2 separate regions of the Homo sapiens genome follow, and region 2 is linked to region 1. The links are chromatin loops, found by intact Hi-C in ENCODE. Cell type or tissue: gastrocnemius medialis. All regions are shown on one strand.

The links. Hi-C counts contacts between places; a loop is a spot of excess contacts. Peaks named below come from ENCODE experiments on the same cell type or tissue, not always from the same donor. Only the 100,000 strongest peaks of a DNase experiment are listed, where the experiment ranks them.
Region 2: a loop joins it to region 1, with 2.1 times the contacts of the local background. A loop is called at or near these places in 3 of 110 quality-filtered maps.

The regions. Positions count from the first base shown.
Region 1 is chr7:151,086,257-151,088,756 of GRCh38, reverse strand. It overlaps AGAP3 (ArfGAP with GTPase domain, ankyrin repeat and PH domain 3), which reads right to left and starts at 2,282. Exons shown (of 18, transcript NM_031946.7): 1 at 1,685-2,282. The coding sequence starts at 2,015. RefSeq lists an enhancer at 727-886 and silencers at 1,107-1,376, 1,737-1,806, 2,173-2,262, 2,313-2,500. In gastrocnemius medialis, CTCF peaks have their summits at 1,036 and 1,237; a DNase peak (open chromatin) is centred at 1,419; H3K4me3 peaks cover 1,948 bases; H3K27ac peaks cover 2,338 bases.
Region 2 is chr7:151,503,132-151,505,631 of GRCh38, reverse strand. All of the region lies in intron 1 of RHEB (Ras homolog, mTORC1 binding), which reads left to right. It also overlaps the pseudogene ETF1P2. Among named protein-coding and RNA genes, the nearest start is that of RHEB, 16 kb to the left of the region's middle. In gastrocnemius medialis, no CTCF peak of the experiment used is centred here; a DNase peak (open chromatin) is centred at 1,521; H3K27ac peaks cover 2,500 bases.

The DNA.
Region 1 (2,500 bases):
AGGCTCCCCTGAGCTGGGGAGGAGGGGTCGCTGCTCATCAAGCTGGAGCCAGGGGAGCCCGGAAACCTCTCCCTGCTCTGGGAAAAGCTCGGAAGCAGATGTGCCCCCACCCTCCTGTGGCCGGCCCACGAGGCTTGTCGCCCTCCAGAAGGAGCTGGGGGAAGGTAAGCTTGGAGCAAATCAGGAATGTCTTTACTTCCTCCAAGGACAGTGAAGCTGCAGCAACGATGTCTCTCCCGCCTCCACCCTCTTCAGATCTAAGAGGAAAAATTGGTCATCTCCTGTCTTTGGGGCCCAGGGCTCGCACAAATGCCATCTCCTAGTCCCCAGCCACAGCGGTGATTCAGGCCATTTACTCAGATCCACGTTAATGAGTTTTTTCTGTCACCTAATTAGTTCACAGAGAACTCAGCCTTGAGAGGAAAGAAATAAGAACGGGTTGGGAAAAGGCAGAAGGAAGTCAGACTGGCATGTCACAACAAAAGATAGAACCCAGCACCACATGGGGTCCCCCCAGACCCAGTACTTCTTCCCCGGCTATGGGGACCTCTGAAAGCAGAAAGGGAGGTGTTCAGGTGCACTATCCCCCAGAACCTCAGGCAAGCAGATGAAGCTGGGAGTGGGGCCCTAACCTTAAGGCCCAAGTCAGGGACAGGCCCCTGCCCATAACTCCATGTTATCGCAAAAGGCCTTGGCTCTCACTGCATTTCCACTGAGGCCAAACCCACCACCTGCCGGTGGGCGTCCCCTTTCAAACAGAGCTGGGGGAGGAAGCAGATGGCCCAGGGTGAGGCCCATCTGTCCGTGCCCGCTCGAAGGTCACCATGCCACCGGGGTGCCTGCGGGTGCCTCCAGCACCCACCACACCAGGGCTTGCGAGGCATCTGCCAGCAGCGTGCCACCACTTCCTGTGCCCTCAGCGGTCGAAAGTCCAGGGCCTAAGGGCCCAGAGAAAAAAGCGCTAGGCAGCGCAGTGGCCGGGGGTTTCCGGTCCCCGACTCCGGGTGCGGTGTCCCTGGCGGTCGGTCAGCACCCGGCTGCCCAGCAGCTGCCTCCAGACCGAGGAGCCGCGGATCCCCGTCAGGCTCATGACCCGGCCAAAGCGCGGATGGACCTGCCGGCGCCTCCCACGCGGTCGCTGAGCCTCAGCCCAGCGCCAGGCCCGGCCCGCTCCCGCTTGGCCGCCGCGGCGTAGGGGGTGTGCGTCGGGAGAGGGCGCCGCGGCGAGCGCCACCCTCCGGGCCTGCGGGCGCTGGGCCCGGGAAGGCTGCCATCCACTAACGCGAGGCTCCGATCCCCCGCCCCACTGCGGAGCAGGGCCCGGGCAGCGGCTAAGAAGCCTCCCCGGTCACGACCCCACCTCCCCGCAGCTGAAGCCCTCTGCCGCGCCCACCTTCCCCGGCCAGGCCTGGACAGATCTGGTCCCGGCCCCCCCAAGCGACACCACCTTCGCGCCCTGGAACACAGTCAGCAGAAAACCCCCAACCCCAAAGTGTCCCCGAACGAGATATGGCGAAGCTGCCCGCCGGTTCTGCAACACAGATCGGCAAACCTCGTGGCCTGGTCCTCAAGCGCGCAAGGACCCCCGACAGGGAGAGCATGGCCAGGCACGGCCTGTGGAGCCCTCGGCCGGCGCCGGAGAGGCCACTGCGCCCCGGCTCCCGCAGCCCCCGGCTCCGCTCACCCTCGATGGAGATGACGTGCTCCCGGATCTGGTTCTGCAGCGCCAAATCCTCGATGCGCTCGATCAGGTCGTAGATGGCGTAGATATTGGGATGCACGGACTCGAAGCGCTGGATCTCGGCCCGGATGGCCGCGGAGTTGGAGAGCGCGAACTGCTGGGGGGGCCCGCCGGCCAGCTGCTGCGAGGGGCCGCCGCCGCCCCCGGCCCCGGGCCCCGCGCCGCCGAACTGCCCGCCGCAGACGAGCTGCTGCGCGGCAGCGCCGCCGCCCCCCGGAGCCGCCAGGCTCTGCTGCTGCTGCGGGCTCTGCCCCCCGCCCGCCTGGAAGTTCATGGCTTCGGAGCCGTGGGGCCCGAGGCGGGCCCGGGGCGGCGCGGCGGAGGCGGCGGCGGCGGCGGCGGCGGCAGCGGCGAGCGGGAGCGCGGGGCTGGCGGGGCCGGGACTACTGGGCTGGCGGCGCGGGGCTAGCGCATGGAGCCGGGGGCCGGGGGCCGGAGGCCGAGGCCAGGAGGCGCCGCCGCGCACGCTGTGGCCGCCGCTGCCGAGCGCTTCCCAGCGCCGTGATCCCGCTGCCTCGGAGCAGCCTCCAGCGGCAACAACAACGGGACCGGGAGCGCGCGGCCCAGGCCCTCCCCCCGCGTCATGCGCACGCACCGCCGCCCCCGCCGGCTCCGGCACACGCAGCCCGAGCCCCCCTCCCCGCCGCCCCCGCCCCTCCTGCGCGCCGGCCCGGGCGCCCCCGCCCCTCGCTCGCTCGCTGGCTCTGCAGCCTCCACCCCCGAGCCGCGCGCTCCAGCCCTGGCGCCCCGGCCCCTCCC
Region 2 (2,500 bases), 420 kb before region 1:
GTCACATATATGTTAAGTGTATACTTTAGGAGAAACTACCAAACTGTTTTTCCAAAACATTTTGACCATTTTATGCCTCCACTAGCAGCACATGAGAGCTTTGGTTGCTGCCTGCCCATCCTCCCTGATACTTGGTATTGGCGGCCTTTCTAACTTTCTAGCTATTCTCAGATGGTAGGTTGTGGTTTTATTTGAAATTTCCCACTAAGAATGGTGGACATCTTTTCATATACCTACTGGAAATTTGGATATCTTGGTTTGTGAAGTGTCTGTTCAAGTCTTTTGCCTAGATTATCAGATTCTTCTTACTGAATTATATATTCTGAATAAAAGTCCTTTTTCAGATGTGTATTTAATGAATATTTTCTCCTAGTGTGACTTTTTTGTTGTTCCTGTGTTTCAGAGAACAGAAGAAGTTTGTAAGTTTGATGAAACTCGGTTCACTTTTTCGTTTTTTTTTTTGTTTTGTTTATTTTGTATCGTGTCAGGAATCTGTCTACCTGAAGATCATAAAGTTGTTTTTTTTTTTGTTTTCACTTTTAAGCTCTGTTGGACTTGAGAAAGTTTTGTTTTTTGGGTTTTTTTTTTCATATTCTAGAAGTTTTGTAGTTTTAGCTTTTATGTTTAGGTCTCTGATCCATTTCTAGTTAGTTTTTATGTATGAGGTAAGGGTGAAGATTTTTTAAAAAACTTGAGGTCCCACACCTGTAAAAAGAAAGGAAAAATAACATTTAAAACTTTGAGAAAATTTCTTTTTTTTTTTTGAGGTAGCATTCAACAGGTTTTGGCAAGTCTGCAGTCATCTACATCCAGAATCAGGCTGTAGAACAATCCATCAACCCAAAAAGCGCCCTGTGCCTGTTTCTAGTTAGCCCCCTACCCCTTTGTGGTTTTTATCCTATAGTTTTGTCTTTATCAGGATGCCCAATAAATGGAACCATATATTATGCAGCTTTTTGCGTCTGGCTACTTAGCACAACACATTTGAGATTTATTCATGTGTACATATACCAGTATTTAATTCCTTTGTATTGCTTAATAGGACAGTTGACCCTTAATCAACACAGTTGGAACTGTGTGGGCCCACTTATAGGCAGGAATTTTTTTTTCCTCAACCAAATGCAAATGGAAAATACAGTATTCCTTGGATGCAAAGCCCACATGTATGGAGGGCCGACTTTTCATATATGCAGATTCTGCAGGGTGAAAAGCAGGGCTTCATCACACTCGGATTTTGCTATCCTCAAGCATCCTGGAACCAGTCCCCCTTGTATACCAAGGGATGCCTGTATCCCTTTGGGTGGATTTTTTCCCCCCACTTAAATTGCATGTTTTATTTCCCCCAATCCCAGCAATAGCACAGAAGCCCCATCATATCCAACCCAAACTGGTTTCGAGTAGGTTAAGGTTATAGGGACACTTGTCAGAACGTTGATACAAAGGGCTCCCAAACGCTGGGCACAAATGTGTCAGCAAACAGATGGAAGTAAACAGTGCACTGGCCCAAATGCTTCATGAGTCAGTTTGATTTTGCAATGCAGTTTGCATCCTTGAAACTGCCAGTCTGGAGGGAGACAGGGTAGCTTGAGGGAGTGAAGTTGAAATTGCCTCCTATTAGCTCACCCTTTCAACATTAAACAGACCAAGAGAGAAATGGTTCCAACATTTCACCACATCTATTTCTTATGCAGTCTAAGCTGGGAATGCCATGTAAATGGATCACTGCGAAATGCAGCAATTTAATTTTTCTCCAATCAAAATAAGAAAAAAACCAGTATGATCTCACTTCTATTAACTTTTGAAGGTTTACAGCAGTTAAAATATTTTTACTTCTGTATATGAAGGCTTAAAAAAATTTTTTTTTTTTTCATAAAATACAAGAGCAACGAATTTCACCATCGAGTAAAAGTAAAAACTGGGATTCTTGTTTAAATTAGTCCAAAGTGGCATTTAGGAACTTAGTTGTAGGCTGCTGCGCTGACACCATGACAAAACAAAGTGTGGGGTTGGGTCTGGTTTTGTTTCAGTTATCTTTTCAATAACCAGTACTCATGGATAAAGTTCTGGAAGTGTTTCAGTTGTAAGGCAGGGATCTGTTAGAATTCCACCATGGGTATGCTTCTTGGGTTGGATGCTGGAGGGTGAGGCACGTTTTGCCAGACTCATGTCTAGTCATCAAGGTCAAAAAATTCATTGTCTCCTCCTTGGTATTCCATTCCCTGGAAATCTACTCGGTACTGCAGGATACCTCCAATTCCACCAAATCCTTTCACAAACCGAGACCCGTCTTGCATTTTATCTGTGATCATTTCCAACATAGCTCCAAATTTTTTATAGTTGTTAGCAAACCATTCCAACAGGGGCATGCTCTCGATAAGCTCATGTTCCTGTCCGGTCTCTTTGTCTGTGAAATGAGATTTATCCTTTTCTTGCTTTGGAGTTAGAGAATTTTCTCCTTTTCTGTGCCTTGGCAATAAAGAACATATCTCATTATATCCAG